Regions from separate parts of the Mus musculus genome. Here region 2 is linked to region 1. The links are chromatin loops, found by intact Hi-C in ENCODE. Cell type or tissue: heart. All regions are shown on one strand. Each heading gives the region's core, and the rest is flanking DNA. Links, peaks and the distances in the headings are about the cores only.

Region 1 (9,681 bases), core at 457-8,456:
TAGGCTTTGCTGCTTGCCTAGGACAGTGCATTCATTGCACGTAGCAGTTCTCAACCTGCGGGTCTCAATTCCTTTGGGGGCCACATACCAGATAGCATGCATATCAGATATTTATATTAATATCCATGACAGTAGCAAAATTACAGTTATGAAATAGCGACAAGATAAGTTCATGGCTGGGGTCAGCACTACACGAGGAAGTGTATTTAAGTGTCAAGCTCTAGGAAGGCTAAGAGCCACTCCTTCAGCCAATACCCACTTCACTGAGCAGATTCTTTGCGTGGGCTCAGGTATGGATCCTTCTGTTTCGATTCTCAAGAGAGTCCTTGTCGTCCAAGGCTTAGGTGATAGTGAAATAACAGGCTGCCACTATTCGTTGACTTTCTGTCTTAGTCAGGGTTTCTACTCCTGCACAAACATCATGCATGATGCAAGTTGTGGAGGAAAGGGTTTATTCAGCTTACACTTCCACATTGCTGTTCATCACCAAAGGATGTCAGGACTGGAACTCAAGCAGGTCAGGAAGCAGGAGCTGATGCAGAGGCCATGGAGGGATGTTTCTTACTGGCTTGCTTCCCCTAGCTTGCTCCATTTACTTTCTTATAGAACCCAGGACTAACAGCCCAGAGACTGCACCACCCACAAGGGGACCTCCCCCTTGATCACTAATTGAGAAAATGCTCCACAGCTGGATCTCATGGAGGCATTTCCCCAACTGAAGCTCCTTTCTCTGTGATAACTCCAGTCTGTGTCAAGTTGACACAAGTTGCGGCAATTGACACACAATATAAAGAGACACACTCACAGGCTCTGGAGGGGTCAAGACCAGCTGGCCCCACGTGTTTGGGCCCCTGGCAAATCATAGCAGAAGCACATTTAGGAACTGTCTCAGTGTTTTATTGCTGTGAAGAGACACAATGGCCAAGGCAACTCTTACAAAGGCAAACATTTAATTGGGGTTGCCTTACAGTTTCTGAGGTTCAGCCCATTATCATCATGGCAGGAAGCATGGCAGCTTCCAGGTAGACATGGAGCTGGAGAAGAAGCTGAGAGAGTTCTACATCTTGATCTGAAGGCAGCCCGGAGGAGACTCTCTCTCCACACTGGGCAGAGCTTGAGTACTAGAAAACCTTAAAGCCTGCCTACACAGTGACACACTTCCTCCAACAAGGCCACACCTATTCTAACAAGGCCACACCTCCTAATAGTGCCACTTCCCAAGGGCCAAGCATATTAAACCACTTCAGGAGCAAACACTCCACATTCAGAGGCAGGAGCCAGAGAAAGGATGAATAGTGTCCCTGAATCCCTTTAGAGGACATGTCCTCAAGGACCTAAGGACTTTGTAGTGACCCTTAGGTTCTAAACGTCCTCAGCACCTCCCAGTAGCCGCACCCTGCAGATCAGGGCAGTGAACACAGGAGCCATTTCACACCCAAACTGCACAGGTGTCTTAGTCCACTTACACTGCTGAAACAAAGTACTGGAGAAGATAATTTACCGTAGTTCTAGAGGTGGAGAACTCCAAGATCAAGATGCTGGCCATCACGGGCTGTGGTCTTCCAGCTGTCTCCATACATGGTGGACTAGGTGGATATTAGATACTTTCCTCTTGCTCCAACAGAATACCCAATAGAAACAGCCTAGGAGGAGGAGTGACTTGATTTGTTTCCTGCATTCTCAGATTTTTGTCCACAGTGCTTGGTGGAGCAGAACTTCATGGTCAGTGAAAGAAGACACTGTCACCTCATGGTAGGTGGAAAGCAGAAAGAGGTGAAGCCATGGGACCCAGGCATGACTTACAAAGGCGCATCACTGTCATATCCACCTATGACCTACTTCCTCCAGGGAGGCCTTGCCTCCTAAAGTTTCTACTGCCTCCAAACTTAGCACCACCAGCTGGAGGACCAAATGTCTCACAGATGTGTTTGTGGGTGTTTCTTATTCAAACCATACAACAGTGTGAACATCATGTCCTCTCTTGGCAGGGGGATGGAAGAGCACACAAGCCCCTGCTGGTTCCCTCCACCACTTTTGTAGCACTAGTGTATTCATGAGGGCAAGGGGACGTGTCAACATGAATTTTGGGTGTGTGTGGGGGTGGGGGGTGGTGGCATCCAAACCAGAGCTGATGACTAAGAATGCTTGCCTTTGTGTGTGACTGAATGAGGACCTTGTGAGACCGAAGCCTGGGCAAGGTCAGCAGAGAAATGTCTGAGAGGAGCCAGAGAAACTCTGCAAGGTTAAGAGGTGAACTTGGGCCAAGCAGAAAAACCATGGGGAAGCGCTTCCTCCAGAGCTCAATGAAATGGTCCTGCCTGTGGCCAGGATAGAAAGTTAGGAACCGGGGTAGAGAAGAATCTGGGGTCCCCTTAGTGTAGCTGAAGAGTTTGAAATTTTCAGGTGTACACCAGGGCTCTTTCCATGGGTGCCAGGCACAGGGCATTTGTCAGGCCAAGCCAGATCTGTGCAGGTATCAAAGCAGAATATAGATGTGTCCAAAATTGAGATCTCACCGTATCATTTTTAATTCCATCATCTTCTATTCTGTTTTATTGTTTAATAGAAACTCAACCACATGCACGGGACTGTGTGCTTATGCATTGTGCATTTTGGGATGGGTCAGGTCTTTCTACCCATGACTGGCCTTGAACTTGCATCCACCCCCTTGCATTGCTAAGGGCTGGGACTGTAGGCATGCATCCATACCCGGCTTCATGTGGGTATGTCCTCAGCATTTCTGCTGCTGGTAACTGCACAATGGAGAACCACGGTGTATAGATGTTTTGTCAGAGTATCTCCGTGCTTAAAACCTTCCGGGACATTCCAGTCTGGAAGGAGAGCTGTGGATACTAGTTCCCTATCAACGACCGATGGAAAATCCAATTCTTTCCCACCGTGGAATGGAGCTGAAGGTTATGAAATGTATTTCCCCCCCCAGTAATTTAAAAGCTAGCACCTTAGCAACATTTACTGAGTATCTATTATAGAATATGAGTCAAGATAGTGACTGTGGATAAACACAGCTCCTGAGTCAAGATTTCTATAGGCGGCAGAAATAAGTACATGAAACGACCCTTGTGTACCCACCCCAGAGGGCGCTCCTGCTCACACACACTGTCCTACCCCCTTCTCTCAGTGTTTCCTGAGGAGGCAGTGGGTTTCAGGCCATGCTACCCCCAAATATGATGCCTTGTCACACTGAGTATCTTAAGCGGAAGGGTCTGGAAACAGGTGCAGGAAAAGCTCCTTGTTTCCCCCCTTTTCCTTTGAAGCAGGTCGGAAGATGCTCACAGGAAAGGCTCTCTCCCTGCACAAGAAGATGGAGAGCAGAGGCGAGAGGAACAGTTTGTGTTTGTTTGTTTTTGAGACAAGCTCGTCCTTGGTAACCCAGACTGGCCTCAGACTCATGGTAGTTTTCCCTGCCTCAGTCTCTGGAGTGTTGTGATTATAGGCACAGCCCACCATACCTGACAGGCAAGCAGCCAGGCCCCTAAGAGGAAGGGATGCCAAGGGGAATCTGAAGAAATGGGCATCGCCAAGATGCTCTCGGGGGGCTAGCCTTAGCTCGTACCCATCTGTCTCATCACACTTCCCCTTGGCTTCCATTCTCCACCCAGGCTGAGCCATTTCTTGAGGTCTCTGTTTCCTTACAAACACTCCTCTGCCACGAAAAACTTACACATGTCTATATATAACTCTTGTCAAGCTGTCTTGTTAGTTTAATTTATCAAAAGCCCCAGGCATAGAATTTAAAGTGGACTAGAAGAAAAAAAAATCCTTTTCTAGCCTAGAAAAGAGATGGGAGGAATAAGGATTTTAAGGATATAGATTCCCAGAAATTCTGTTATTTCCCTGATTAATTCCACATTGTATTTCTGTATCTATCTATCTATCTATCTATCTATCTATCTATCTATCTATCATCTATCTATCATCTATCTATCTATCTATCTATCTATCTCTATCTATCAGGATGAGGTCTCACGTAGAAGCCCAGGTTAACCTTGAACTCATGGCAATCCTCCTGTCCCAGCTTCTCAACTTCCAGAATTATGTATGTTCGAGTCACCACATCTACCATGTTTTCTGATTTTACTCCCTAAATTTGTAACTAATAACTCTTTGCTTGTGTTAAATAAAAATTGGTAATAATTAAAACAATGGGAACCCTGCTTAGTTATTCTTTAGCATTCTTCAGAATGTACCCAAAAAGGCATCCTTCTTCAGCAGATTCAAATTACCCTGTAGCCATAAAACATCCCCTTGAGACATATTTCCTAGTGTTTATAAATAGTTTTCTTGAGTGTTCTTCACAATAAAGTCCCTAAGCATTTGCTGAAGAAGTGGGTTCCAATACATTTGACCATTTTGATATTGACAACGCAAAGGAGCCCTCTCTCTCTCTCTCCCTCTCTCTCTCTTCCTCTCTCTCGCTCTCTCTCCCTCTCTCTCTCTGGCATCCATATCATGCATTTCAAAACTCCTTGTTCTCATCTTTCATTCATCTCTCTTCAACTATCCAGTCGATGCATGTGCCCAATACCCCTATCTTCAAATGAGAGGAGAGAAAAAGGGCTCGTAAGAAATGGAAGCTTAGCCGGGCATGGTGGCACACGCCTTTAATCCCAGCACTCGGGAAGCAGAGGCAGGTGGATTTCTGAGTTCGAGGCCAGCCTGGTCTACAAAGTGAGTTCCAGGCCAGCCAGAGCTATACAGAGAAACCCTGTTTCGAAAAACCAAAACCAAACCAAAACACACACACACAAAGAAATGGAGGCTTTTGCCGGCAGTGATGGAGGAAGACCACCCAGAGATACAATACCGCTCAGCAAATGCGCATATCAAACCAGAACGTGCTTCCATTGGCTATAACAGGACCTGCCTGTTATATGCGAACCCGGCTTCTTTCAAACAACAAAGGGAATTTCTAGTCTCTAAGAAGGCTAAGTTAGTGTTTCTTTTACGGGTTTATCCGTGTAGGATGGATAACAGCATGCTGCGTGGGAAGCCTTTCTCCCAAACAACTACGTGAACCCTGCCTGCCCCCTGGTGGAGATCTGTAGGATAGTCCTAGATTTCTCTGCCGGTGAAGAACTGAAGCTAGCTTAGCAATTAGGCAGCGAGGGTCCAGTGCTGAGAGAGCCAACAGAGCAAGAAGCATCAGACTTTGGCGGGAATCTGCCCCCGCCCCCAAGGTGGTCCTGGAGCCTCTTGCTTTGGGTTAAGATGGGAACGTCGCTGTGTTTAAAGGCATGCAGTTGATTGTAATGTGCCAGTTGGATTCAATTTCCCTCGAAAATCCATCGTTTAACTGAAACCCTGGCAGCGAAGTGCTCGGCACTGGTGTTTGCTTTAATGCAGTAAGGAAGTTTTAGGGATCCTCACGAGTTGGCTGCTGCTGCTATAACTGGACGAACCATGGATTTGCCTGATTTTGGAGGGAGTGAGAGGATCGTGTTCTGCCTCTCCCCACCCCTGCCCCTTTGCTTTGGTCCAACATAACCCGGTTGGCTTCAGGCAGGTCCCTCCAAATTGTGCGCGAGGACGCCTCTCTGGTGCCCCCTCGTGATGGATCCACGAAGTGCCGCATCGTATTTAGAACTTGGAAGGATCCAGGCTGCAATTCCCTTTTTCCCTCTCACTCTAAAGAAGCGTCTGTCTGGGCTCACATACCTGCGCAGTTGGGCTTGTCTAGGGTTCAGCTTTAGGGTAGGTGCTGGGAAGACGGCTCAGGGTTTAGGAGCACTCAACGCTCTTCCAGAGGACCCAGGTTCGTTTTCCAGCACCGGCTTGGTGGTTGGCAATAGACTGTCACTCCAGTTCTGAGGACGATGGTACATTCTGGGTTCTTCAAGCACAGCATGCACACGGTGCACAGACAGATCTGCAGGCAAAGCACCCATATACATAAAATAAGTATTGAGGAGCAAGTCTCTGGTGATTGACAGCACACGCATCGACGGAACTCTCAGGGTAGCGTCTGCTCATCTCTATTTCCAGTCCTAACACTCGCCCCAAGGATTGGAGACGTAGACCTATGCCCCGAGATTGAGCAATTAGCTGCATCCGTGAAGTAAGTGAACAGGATGGTGATGCTGAGGACGGGGCTGGGTGCCCGTCAGGGGTGGGCTCCACTGGCGTGTGCAGAGGAATCCTTTAAGATGATTTGGTGAAAGGGCACGGAGTAGGGGGCGCATGAGGTGAGGTTGGATGACGCTGGGGAATTGCATCTCCAGTTTTGACCCAGAGTTCACCGTGGTGCTGTCACATTTAGAAAAGCTGTGACTCTGGTATGGACCGCACCAAGCGCCAGAGAGAACTGACAAGCTGGTGAGGACGGTGTGGATGCTAATGGACCGCATGGGAGCGGGCATCCTCACATGAAAGATGCTGATGAGGGGCATGGGAATCGGCGTCCTCACGTGAAAGATGCTGCCTGTGGTGTGGGAAAGAGAGCTCAGCCAGCGGATGCATACATTTGTGAGTGTGTGTTGTGAGTTCCTGTGTGTGCTGTGAGTTCATGTGGTGTCGCGCCCACCTCGGCCGGCAAGGAAGACACAACACGGTCGGATTCTTCTCAACAGCCTTTATTGCAGGAACACCTTGATGCTGCTACGGGGACCCCGGGAACCCAGGGAGGTCTGCTTATATGCACCCCAGCACAGGGAAAGGCTTCGTGTCCTCCTGGGATTGGTCAGTCTGTCGATGCCTAATTAGCATGCACCTGCTCGGGAGGGGTTGGCGCCAATCTCTGGTTTACACCTGCGCTGATGTTGTTTATGACAACGGCACACCAGAAACCTGCGCCATCTTAGAGTTGGCTTCCTACAATGTGGGTATTGTGAGTTTGTGTGTATATGTATGTTGTAAATTTGTGTTGTGTGTTGTGAACTCATATGTGTGTTGTGAGTTCATTTGTGTGTGTGTTGTGAATTCATATGTGTGTTGTGAGTTCATTTGTGTGTGTGTTGTGAATTTGTATGTTGTGAGTTCATGTGTGTTGTGAGTTCATATGTGTGTGTCCTATTCTGGGAGTAGTGGAAATACAGGAGTTTTAGTAAAGTTACCTACTTTAGAAATGTCATTCATTCGCTGTGGGACAATTTTGAGGAACAATATTTGTGTTACTAGTTTTGACAAATGACATCTTGCCAATGAAGTTATTACTTCATAGGCACCACTTTCAGCAAGTGATATTGGAACTTTGTAAATTAAGAGTCTGTGAATTGGAGTCTGTTTGGGGCTCCTGTGGGGGCGTCTCCCTGAAGTAGACATGGCAGGTGAGTGGGTATGTACCTGGGACAGAATTTCATTTCCAGGGCAGCAATAATCTCATCACCAAACCATCCTGCCTCTCATCACTTATTAGGTAGGGTGTTGAGCCAAGCTTCCTGGCCTCTAATTCACCATCACCAGGTCTTACAGAGCTCACAGTTCCTGGGCCCTAGGCTCTTTCCACTTTAGGTGCTGAGAAACAGCTTCTCCAGTAGCCTCAGAGGAAAAAAACCCAAAACCAAAACAACAACAACAACAACAAAAACAGTCCAGAGGGCCGGACATGGTGGTGCCCAGTTGTAATCCAAAAACTTGGGAGATGGAGGTAGGAGGAGTTTAAAGCCAGCCTGGGCCGCATGGGTTCCTATAGCAGGCAGGCAAGTGAAGCAAAACTACTGTTGTAGTTATGGTTTCTACTGCTGTGACAAAACACCATGACCAAAAAGCAAGTTGAGGAGGAAAGGGTTTATTTGGCTTACACTTCCACATTGATGTTCACCACTAAAGAAATCAGGACGGGAACTCACACAGAGCAGGAACCCGGAGGCAGGAGCTGATGCAGAGGCCATGCAAGACTGCTGCTTACTGGCTTGCTCCCCATGGCTCGCTCAGCCTGCTTTCTTATAGAACCTGGGAGCACCAGTTCAGCTATACAATGGGCTGGGCCTCCTTGTTAACCACTAATTAAGAAGATGCCTTACAGGTGGATCTTATAGAGGCCTCAATCGAGCCTCCTTCCTCTCTGCCAGTGTAACTGGAGATCTTGGGGGCTCTGGCCTTACTGGAGTGTTCAAGGAGTTACAGTCTTTGAGGGGGAGAGGGGAGTCAGATCTTCTGCGGCTACTCTAGAGCTGCAAGACACTGCTACAGCAGCTGACTGGCTGGCACTTGAGCAGGGAGCAGAATGGTGACCACCGCTCTGACTGCCAAGATGGTGAGCAGGCGAGGTACAGAAGCTAGGAGCCACCCGGCAGGAGAGAACTCTCTTCCCCAGGAAGTGCTACAGCTCTTGTATGACAGAAGCTCTCAGATGATCTGAGATGGAGTCATTCTCACGTCTTTCTTCCTTCTGGGTAGGGTCTTAGATACATTTTGGGATGGGTTGGGGTCTGACAGCAGATGCTTTCTATTGGCTTGGTCTGAGATGTCAGGGCTGACTCATCTGCATGTGGAGGGGCTTGGGTTGCCGGCCCTATGTGACTGATGCTCCTCTCCATGGGAAGCCGTGGTCATGTGACAGGGGCCTCAGCGGGAGCAGGTAAGGCAACTACTGTCCTCTGGTATGAGGTGCCAAGGCTTCTGAACCTACTCAGCTTTACCAAGTGGAGTAGCATGGTCTACTGCCTCACAGACTCTAGCTTGTGTCAGGCTGACATAAAGCGAGCCAGTACAATGACCAAACAGGGGAAAAATAGATGGAAGAGTGTCTCAGGTAGGATTAATACCTGTGTAATACACTTGATCTTAGCCAAAAGGCCAAGAAGTGATATTATTACCTGTGTAATAAAACACCATAATCAAGGTGGTTTGGGGAGGAAAGGGTTTATCTGGCTTATACGTCCAGGTTATAGTCCACTATCGAAGGGAGAAGAAAGTGAGGGCAGGGACTCAAAACAACAGGAACCTGGAGGCAGGAGCTGATGCAGAGGCCATGAAGGGATGCTGCTTACTGGCTTGCTCAGCCTGCTTTCTTATAGAACCCTGGATCAGGAATAGCACCACCCACAATGGGCTGGGCCCACCCCTGTCAATCACTAATTAAATAAATACCCCACAGCTGGATTTTATGGTGGCATTTCCCCCTACTCTCAGATGACTCTATCTTGTGTCAATTTGACATAAAGCTAGCCACACAAAGAAAAAAAAAACAAAAAACAAAAGCCCTGTAGAGCTTCAGGGGCTCCCAGACAGTCAACAGAATGCTCACAAGCTAGAACAAAGTCAGAGAATGCATGAGTCCTGATTTTAAAACATACTACAAAGCTACCGCCATCAAAACAGTGTGGCATGGCCACACAGATCGGCATATAGACCAGTGCAATAGAAACAAATGATTCTAGGCGTAAACCTCTGGCCAGCTGACTGTAGAAGAGATTGTCAAGTTCATCCCGGAGAGGAAGAACAGTGTTTTGACCCTGGGACAAGAGAGTTTCCCATATAAACAAAAGCAATTAGGCTCCTCTCTGCCATCATATACAGAACTATCTCAAAACGTGACAATGACTTAAATATGAGTCCTTCATAGGACTTAGAAAAAAATATGAATAAGTCTCTAGTTGAGTTTTCAGGTGATGTACAAAGCATAGACAGCAAATCCCCAAATAGATAAATGTTATGGCATCAAACTTGAAAAGTTTGAATCAAAGGAAACATAAGGCAGGTCATGATTTGAATGAGAGTGGC
Region 2 (9,681 bases), core at 582-8,581, 56 kb before region 1:
CTGTGAGATAGCTGCTTCTCCACACCCATCAAGTCCAAGTTCTTTGACCACCTGTTAGCGTGCAGAACGGAACTCTGACTGGCTTTTGGAACACGGCCTTGGTGCCTGCATCCTGGTTAAAATGGCCAGAATTTGTGGTTGAGAAGAGAGACCGGGGGAACGCTGCCTATGTGGACCTGGACATCTGTCGCATGAACACACACCCCTTCATTACCTTGGTCAGCCTGCCACACTGGGCTCTGGCTCTAAAGCACTGCATCTGGGTCTCTTGTTCCCACTCCTGCCCGTTGCTCTTCACACGCAGGCCACTTGTAGTTGGGTCTCACGTTGGCCGCTCTAGCAGAACTAGCAGGCCCCTTGTGCCTTTGTGTGCCTTTTGACCCTTCACACACACACCCTCATTAGGGTCCTGTTTGTTTTGGATGGTCATTCTCGATTGGGGATCACAAAAGAGCCATTTATCATTTATCCATGATATGTATTTTCACGATGGCCTCACAGGACATAGCCTGGATGAGAGAGACATATGTCATCTTACTCTAAACAGTTTGGATGCTACATATAGCTTTCTTTAAAAAAATTTTATTTGATTGTTTATTATTTATTATGTGTACAGCATTTTGCCTGCATATATGCCTGCATGCCAGAAGAGGGCACCAGGTCTTATAGATAATTATGAGCCACCATGTGGTTGCTGGGAATTGAACTCAGGACCTCTGGAAGAACAGTCAGTGCTCTTGACCTCTGAGCCATCTCTCCAGCTCCCCTAGATACAGTTTTCAGAGTCCGTTCTTATTTCCAGGGTCAGTTGAGGATGAATAACAATATGGAGAGCCGATGTCTGTTGAGTATTCTCAGGCTGCTCCATGTCCATTCAGTGTCTAGCCACACGGTTAGCTTCATTTTCTCTCTCTCTCTCTCTCTCTCTCTCTCTCTCTCTCTCTCTCTCTCTCTCTCTCTCACACACACACACACACACACACACACCATTTCTTGCATGAGAGGCTGAGGCTGGGGCTGACTCAGTAATGGCCAAGGGTCACAAAGCCGGGCCATGTCGCAGCTGTGACAGACAGGACTCGGTGAGGCGCTGGTAGCACAGTACTGCTGACGGCCCCTCTCTTCTTATTGCCCATCCCGAGAAGAACTCATCTGTGTCGTCTTCCCCGTGTTGCCATAACAAACTACTGGAAGCTGGGTGGCTTATAGCAGCAGCAGTTGATAATCTTGCTTCCCCCCTCCCCCCCCTTGCCCAGGGTTCTTTTGGAGAGAAACCTCTCTGGTCTCATCCAGTTTCTAAAGGTCCCATCCTTTTGTGGGTTTGTGGCTGTAACGCTGTTGGGCCTAGGGCCCAACAGACAGACTCCAACGTCTCCTGGTCCCAACAGCAAAGATCTTCCCTCTAGGGAAAATGGCACGCACACACTGCACATGCACATGTGCACACATGTATGCACCGAAACCAAACACCAACACTGCATATATTGTTTTGTTTTTTTTTTATTTTCTGTTTAAATATTATACTGCTCTATATTTTAACTCAAAAGTGAGTTGTTTAGGGCTAGAGGTTAAAGCTGCACTTTTCCCGAATCCTGGGGTCATAGGCAGGGGGAGTGATAACAACTGCATTGAATTCTGTAAATTGTCATCTCTGTACGAATTTGGGGGTGGTGGTGGAGACAAAAACAGCAGCCTAACTTCTAGTGATAGAAAGGAGCAACTTCCTGCATTTTAGTTCCGTAAAAATGATCAAGAGACACGCGTGTGTACAGTACGCTGTTGCCGGTGTTCCCAGAGACCAGCGTCTTGGAGAGTCAACCAGAATTGGCATTTAAAAAGGAAAATGGGCCGAGGCTTAGAACATGTTGAAGCAGTAGCGATTGTTGAGGTGATTCTCTGGGGTCAGAAGAGGAGGTCTGAAGCAGTGCTTCTCAACCCTGGGGGCTGCACAGCAGGTATCCGGCTCATCAGAGTCACCCGTTAGGATTCACAGCAATAGCAAAGTTACATTTATAAATAGCAAGGTGATAATTTTATGGTAGGGGTCAGCACAACATGGGGAGCTGTATTAAGGACTCAGAGCATTAGGAAGGCTGAGAACCAGGGCTCTAGAGTCTCCTCAAAACTGTGTGAGCACTGCAGCCTGCTCCCAGCAGCCCTGGGGCTGTGAGACTCCTAGCAGGAGAGGAGCCGGGCAGGCCCCTCCTGACAGAACTTCTAAGTTGTTATGCTCTGCTCTGTGTGACATTAAAACTTTCCCATCATGCGTTGGCAGGCCTGAAGGCGGGGGATGAGATTCTCGAGATCAATAATCGTGCTGCTGGTACCCTGAACTCATCTATGCTCAAAGATTTCCTCTCACAGCCCTCCCTGGGCCTCCTGGTGAGGACCTACCCTGAGCCAGAGGGAGGCGTGGAGCTGCTGGAGAACCCTCCGCACCGAGTGGACGGCCCTGTGGACCTTGGCGAGAGCCCCCTCGCCTTCCTCACCAGCAACCCAGGTATGCTGTGCCCAGGGCTGCGCTTCACCCATCCATGCCTGGGGAGGTACCGCAGTCTGCCCACTTCAGGGCTCGTTCCTGCAAACCCGGGAAGGTCCTAGTGAGTGAAGCTGGTAGCTGGCTCTGTGCTTCCTGTTGGCACTTCAAAGGGAGAGAGAAGGTATTTTTTGTTGTGGAATGACTGTTTTGCTACAGGTCTGCTGGTCCCACTCAGAAAAACTTTGTTTCTTCTGCTCTCTCGCTCATTGTCATCTTGGAGAGAGGTGAGTGTTGGCCACCATTTCATGGTTGTGGACAGAGATGGGATCGCATCAGATCCTGGCATGCTGAATCGTACTTTAGCCTTCTCCGTCTCGCTCCCCGGAGTCTGCCCCGCCTTGCTCCTTTTCCTCGGTGAGAGAAGTTGGATGCTTTGTGAGGAAACTTGTCCAGCAGGCATTTGGTTAACTTGGCTCCCTGAACATGAACTGGGTCAGTGGGAAACCCTGCCCACCCTGACCCATCCACTACCCCTCCCGAGTTTCTTCCCTGCGCCTTCTGGTGTTCATTCTGATGGAAGCAGTTGGGTGCCTTCGTAGCCTTCCTGGGATCCCCACAGAAGTTAGTGCCCACCTATAACGCCAGCTCTATGACCCGCCGTGCGTGTCTGTGGGCAGCAGCTGTAGTATGCTATTTGTTTTGCTGGGTTGGATTCTAAGTTGTTCTGACAGGCTCTCACTTTGTAGCCTGGTCTGGCTTGGAACCCCTTGAATAGCCTAGGTTGGTCTCGAACCTGAGATTTCCCTGCCTCAGCTTTCTCAGTGCTGGGTGAGAGGACAATGTCTCCATGCCTGGCTCGGCTCATGTGATCCTTGCCTTCCTTGCCTCTCTGTGTGTGTGTGTGTGTCTGTCTGTCTGTCTGTCTCTCCGACTTGTGTGTCTGTTTTCTGAGAACGGGTGTCTTTTCTTCATCCTTGCCTTCCACTTCTTTGGACGTAGCTTCCCATACAGGTGACGGGAGCGAGTGAGTGGGCCGAGGGGCTGTGTGGTCTGTGCTAGGATCTGGGTTGACTTGCTAGTCTTGGTTTCAGAATTATCTTCCTCCCCCTGTTTTCAGAAGCGTGAGGCAGTGGGGGTGTCTCATGTGAGCAGGGCGGCAGTGGTGGTGGGTCTCTGGTGTCAGTGTCTGCCTTGGGTGTCATTCATTGCCATTGTCAGGTTATATTCTGCAGCTTTGCTGTTTAAGCAAGAAGCCCTGTGATCACTCACAGTTTTGTTTAGTGGCTCTTGGAAGAGTTTGATAATTTGAAGATTCAGAAACTCGATTGATTGTGCTTAGTTACCGCTGACCTCTAGGACTGCCCTCTTATAGTGGCCCTCACACTTCAAAAGCTTGGTGAATGCCAAGGAAAGGGAATTAAAACCATGGAGGCCAAGCCGGGCGTGGTGATGCATGCCTTTAATCCCAGCACTTGGGAGGCAGAGGCAGGCGGATTTCTTAGTTCAAGGCCAGCCTGGTCTACAGAGTGAGTTCCAGGACAGCCAGGGCTATACAGAGAAACCCTGTCTTGAAAAACCAAGGGGGAAAAAAAAAAAACATGGAGGCAGTCCGTCCTCTCAGATGGCCACAAGGTGGCACTTGTAATCAGGGTTAGGGAAACAACCCGCTGCCTCTATTCTGAGAGCAAATGAACCACTTGAAGTGCGATTCGATTGTTTAAGGATTTCGTGAGCAGGCACACAAGGTAAGCCTGTGTGGCCGTGTTTGAACGGGCTATCAGTGTCATTTCTGTTGTGTATAGATACAAATTCATAACTGCAATATTGTAATCCACACACAGAAATCGGGTCACCCCGCCTGATTTTAAGAAACTCGGATCCCCCTGTTCACGTCTTGGCTTGGATTCTCTCCCCATCGCAGCAGCAGATTGAATGGTGATGGGGACTCCAGGTCTGCAAAGCCAGAGAGGACCACGCTCTGGCTCCTTAGAGATAGAGCTGTACGTCTTTGTTTAACTCCGACTCTCACACAAATGGCTCCCTTATTTACTGTTGATGTCTATTCCCTACTGAAAAGACCATTTATATATGTACAGATTATTTCCAGGAGTGTCTCTGAGGGGTTGTTTACTTTTGAAACTGTGTAGCCCACATTAGCCAATAATCACTAAGTATCCTAGTTAGCCTCCTCCCCTATTTGGAAACCTTCTGCCTCAGCCTGTTGAATACTGAGATACAGTAAACGAGACGCAATTGTTTTTAGTGAGAGGCGTTCTTGCCTGTGTGAGTCTGTTTTAGAAGAATCTGGGCGTATTCTGTGTATATACTAATCTCCTTGCCTTTGATGGAGCCTTGAACACGGCACTGGCTTTCCTGTAACCCCCCATAGACCAGGCACCTGTGGAGGCTCCGTGCCGAACCTACTGAACTGAGCCTGGTCCAGAGCAGCAGAGCTTCAACTTTGGCGTCTTCTCGAGGAGACGTATCCTCTCCTTTGTGAGACGTATCCTCTCCTTTGTTTTTCCTAACCAACGGCTGTGACTTGGGGCTCCGCCTTCTGAGTGCTTCCGCTTCCTGATCCTCACTTAACAGAGGAAGATGATAAGGAAATCGAGGAAACAGGATGTGATATCCAGCCAGCCTGCCCCACAGCAAGGCAGAGATAACACACACACAGCAGATGACCGCACTGAGCACAGAGCGGGGTCGGACAATGGGTAGGCTGGACTCCAGCCTTGGGCTAAATTTAGAAGTAACTAAAAATAAGAGCCATCCGGAGTAACACGTCTGGGGTTTATTGCTGAGGTGTCTTTAAGACGGTCATACTGAATATTTGGTGACCCAGACACGAGACCCAAGTAGGGAGCAAGAACACCCCAGGGACTCTGAGGCCCACGTGAGCCCCGATACTGACTGACTGCCTTGCATGCAGGCTTGACTAGGCCTCCCCCGAGAGCCGTGACTGAAGGTTGTGATTCTCTTTCAAGCCATGGTTATTTTTGAACCTTTTTCTCATATAGGAGCTTGAACCCTGTAGGTAGGAACATCGGACTGATGGTTAAAAATAGGCCTTGGATCAGGTTCTTGGGAACTGTGTTCATTTTGATGTTAGCCCGTTGGCCCTATGGGTCCCGATTCAGCACTCTGTGCACCGTGTCCTCGTTACAAAGTGGAGACAAGAGGACACTGCCATCTTGCTAGGTCTGTGCGATGGTTAAACGAACGAGTCAACAAAATGTTTGCACTAATGGTGAGTATACTAGAAACCGTTTCCATCCTAAGCCAACCGCTGTCACCGAGCCCACGGGAACTGTCTGACTGATAACCAGTCCCTGCTCCTCCCTGCCTGCTCTTCCAGTTCCACCAGCAGCAAGTGGCTTTGTGAATGTCCCCGTGCTTACAGTTTCTGGGTGGCGAGGAGTTCTGTGTTCCTGAGCACAGAGGCCCCCGGGAGCCCTTTGCACAGCTCTGAGTCCCTCAGTCTCTTGTGTGAGTGATTCCCATACGTATCTAGAGTTGGATCCCCATAGCCCACCAACCAACTCTCCCTGTTCGTAGACTCGTTTTTCTGTCCTGGGTTCTAGTGACAAGCAGAGCCTGATACCATTTCAGGATCCACGTCATTGACATTTTTTATGTTGGAAATCTGTTAACTGACCACGGTGTACATTTTCTCCTTACTTTGTCTTCCCATTGCCTTGAAAGCCCAGGTCTGCACTCCAGCGTATTCTAAGCCCTAGTTCCAGTCTGTGGTCATTTGTGGTCCATAGTTCTGACCGAAGTCCCCCTGTTCCTCCCTTCATTCTTCTTTCCCAAGCACATGTTTATGAACACACCAGGAAGGGAGCCGGGACAGAACACAAGGGTAGGTCCCTCAGTGCGTGTGATTCTGGGAGGATCTGTGTTGTGAAGGGGAGGCAGCTATGAGAACCGGAAAGGGATGCTTGGATAGAGTTTCCAAGAAGCCGCTATTCAGTTCTTACGGGATTCCTTGTGGTATGCATCTTAATATTTTGGCTCAGGTAATTCTTTGGTGTGAAGTTCTATATATCCCTACAAGCTTTGTAAGACAGTAGTGGCCTGCCCAATCCCAAGCAAAATGCCCTCAGAGACTGCCTCTGCCCCCTTCCCCTGAAAACTCTGCCCCAGTCGAGCATCATGGGCAAGGTGTGTTAAAAGGCACACGTGTGCCTCGTTCAGCTGTGCATCTCAGCATCAGTGTGGGAGGAGGGGTACAGAGCCTAAGTTTCTTAGAAGCATCTTAAACACGCATCTATTGTGTTATTAATATGCTCGACTGCCACATCCCTTTTCTGTCGTGTGTGCTAAGGAACGAGAGGAGAGCTTATTTTTGATGGTGGCTTCTTCAAAATGAGTAACTATTGCGGCATAGGATAGAGATTAAGAAATTTATCAACAGAACAAGGCTACTTGCCATAGTAATTATGCAGAAAATCAACTTCTATGCAAATTGTAAGGATTATCATTAGCATTTGGGGGTCTCCTTTCAGAAGTTTTAAGCATATGTTTAGGGCCAGGAATGGTGATAGAAGCCTGTCATGCCATCACTTGGGTGACAGTCTTAAGTAATGTAGTAACTAGACCAGCCAAGACTATGTAGCAAGACCTTCTTAGACACACACACATACACACACACATATACACATACACACTCTTTCAAAAGTCTGTCGCTCTTAAGTTGTGTTATTAGAGCTGGCATTCATTTCGGTGGCCATGCCTCTCTGATGCAGCCTCCCTAGACGACTCCTTGACTGACTGAGGTGAAGCAGGCACCTTGCACTATCCCAGTGAGGAGCCTGCGCTTCTGTAGTAAAGACAGCAGGCTCTCTAGCAGGACATTCACTGCTGCTTATTCGATAAGTGGCTAGAGAGAGCTGAGCCTGGGTGACTGACATCCGCCAGTGGCACCTTAGAGCCCATTCAGACCAGGCCCAGATTGGAGAGCCCGAGACCCTTCAGTAAGCTTTTTGCACATCTGTCTGCTGCTAAGAGGAAGCTGTGGGCCACAGCGAGCGCAGATGCACCTCCTGCAGGAAGTAGATTCCCTGGCATCTGGGGCACAGGCAAGGCCCTGTAAGACTAAGGCACTCGGGTTCAAAGGAGGAATTGTTTGCACCAGGCATGGACAGCGCCAGATCTGCCTGGCCAGTCAGTGGCTTTCTGTGCTATACACAGATGGAAGGCTCTGTTTTGTTCTGCTGTTCCATGGAGATTTCAGAGGGAGCAGGGAGAGGCACCACAAAAGAGCAAGTGCTTAGCTCTGTCTTCCTGCAAACAAATCTGGTCCAGTTCAGTAGATCCCCTGATACGCGGCCACACGCACACGGTCCCTGTTTGTTTGGCGATAAAGTTTGCAGCCATGTGTGCCTTGTAAGCTGTTGGCACCCTTGCTTTCTGTCGCTTAGCGCATGGCCTGTCTCTGTGGGTCCTGCCGGGGTATGGAGGATGTAAACGCCTTGTCTTGATTTGCAGCGAGAGTTGGTCGATGGCATCTGTCAGATTGAGTGTCTGTATGGGAATTAATTTTGCAGACTGGGGGGAGAGGGAGGCGCCTTCATTTTATGTTTTTAAAAGTCCTTAGTGTTGGAGTTGAAGAGATGGCTAAGCAGTTAAGAATGGTTGTTTATCTTGCAGAAAACCCAGGTTTAATCCCCAGCACCCACATGGTGGCTTACAACTGTCTGTAAGAGAACTGTCTCTTCCAGTTCTAAGAGATCGGATACCCTCTTCCAGCCTCTCTTGACGTCAGGGGTGCACACATCAATACATACAGGCGAAACACCGGTGCACATAAAATAATAATTTTAGAAATCATTAATGTCCTTTATGGTTTACTTTCTCTACAAGGTCATGAGATCAGTCATGCCCAAATTCGCAGTCTTTATGACTTTTTCTGTAATCCTTTCATTACATTTCTATTTTATGTACTTGTGTATGTGTGTACATGATACTTACACATTTATCATGACCCATAGGTCCCACTAAGCCGAGGGTCTCCAGAGGAGGATTTGAATATGGGAAGATGATGTCTCCTTTCTGTTTGGACTGCCATCCTATGCCTTCCCCTCAGCATTCCTGAAGCTGGCCATTGTCACTTCCTCTGTCCTGTTTCTTTGGTCATCAGCACACAGCCCTGATTGGTTTAGTGGTTATTGTTGCAGAGTGTCTCACTGCAAGACAGCCTTGGTCCTCTGTAACCTGGCAGTGTAGGCCAGCCTCAGGGGGCTGGAGACTGCTGTGTTCCTCTGCAGCGGCTCACGCAGCTGGTCTGGGACTGGTCTGAGGCTGCGTGATTGACCCTGCTCTTGTCTGCGTGTAACTGGGTCTCTGTTACACGAGCCCCATATACACTGGGTCTCCAGTAGGGCCCTCCTCTCCGTGAAGCCCTTCGTCCCCCAGACCGTGGTTTGAAGTTTCTTTGCACGGTGGGCAAGAACGGGGAGCTGTGCAACCACTTGGGCCCTGGCTAGAAATGTGTGGATTTTCACTTAGACTATTTCCACTGGTCAAAGCAAGCCTTGACCCAGCCCAGTGCTGGGCTCCAAGTAGGGTAAGAGGGACTGAGCTCGTGACTTTTACAAGCCCCAGACCTGTATTGTATGCCCTTGCCTTCTCTCTTGCTAGTTGTATTTGCCACATATATTTTCTGCCGAGAGACTTAAAGCTTAAATGCTTGACATTTCTGTTTGTGTCCACCCTGTGCTGGTTTTCTGGGAATGGGGTGAGTAGAAGCCAGTGTTTTCTTTCCTTTATTTTTTCCTTCCAACATGGGCCGTCAAGGCACTCCCCGAATTTGTCAGACGTTTGTTCCTTTCCTGACTGCCCTGGGGCGTCTGCTCAGTGCTATACTTCCACCGAGGGGCAGGGGCTCTTCTGAGCAGTCTGTTCTATGCCTGTGTTATCTTACTGTATGTTTATCTTGGGTTTCCTCTGGCAGGGAAAGTACCTCAGTCTTGTTGTTCTTCTGTACTGTCTTCGGTGTCACTGGACTTTTATTTAAGAAAAAAAAGTTAGTTCTAGGAAAGATGCCGCCAGTGTGGTCGGCCTGCACGTAGCTGTCCCTCGGTGGGTGGCTGCTTGTGTAAATGGCTGATCCCCGGGACCAGGGTTATGAAGTCACTCGTGAATCAAGCTTAGCCGTTATAAACACCTGCATCCTCCATGTCCTAACGGAGCCTGTT

The links. A loop is a pair of places that touch in the nucleus more often than their neighbours do. Peaks named below come from ENCODE experiments on the same cell type or tissue, not always from the same donor. Only the 100,000 strongest peaks of a DNase experiment are listed, where the experiment ranks them.
Region 2: a loop joins it to region 1, with 10 times the contacts of the local background. A loop is called at or near these places in 27 of 42 quality-filtered maps.

Annotation. Positions count from the first base shown.
Region 1 is chr16:89,769,875-89,779,555 of GRCm38, reverse strand. No RefSeq gene overlaps it. Among named protein-coding and RNA genes, the nearest start is that of Gm52239, 20 kb to the left of the region's middle. In heart, for the core only: CTCF peaks have their summits at 5,046 (motif pointing left) and 5,577 (motif pointing left); DNase peaks (open chromatin) are centred at 5,085 and 5,525; H3K4me3 peaks cover 1,044 bases.
Region 2 is chr16:89,825,829-89,835,509 of GRCm38, reverse strand. Tiam1 (T cell lymphoma invasion and metastasis 1) reads left to right here. Exons shown (of 28, transcript NM_009384.3): 15 at 2,276-2,500. Among named protein-coding and RNA genes, the nearest start is that of Gm52239, 36 kb to the right of the region's middle. In heart, for the core only: a CTCF peak has its summit at 4,109 (motif pointing right); DNase peaks (open chromatin) are centred at 4,129 and 5,119; H3K4me3 peaks cover 932 bases; H3K27ac peaks cover 3,380 bases.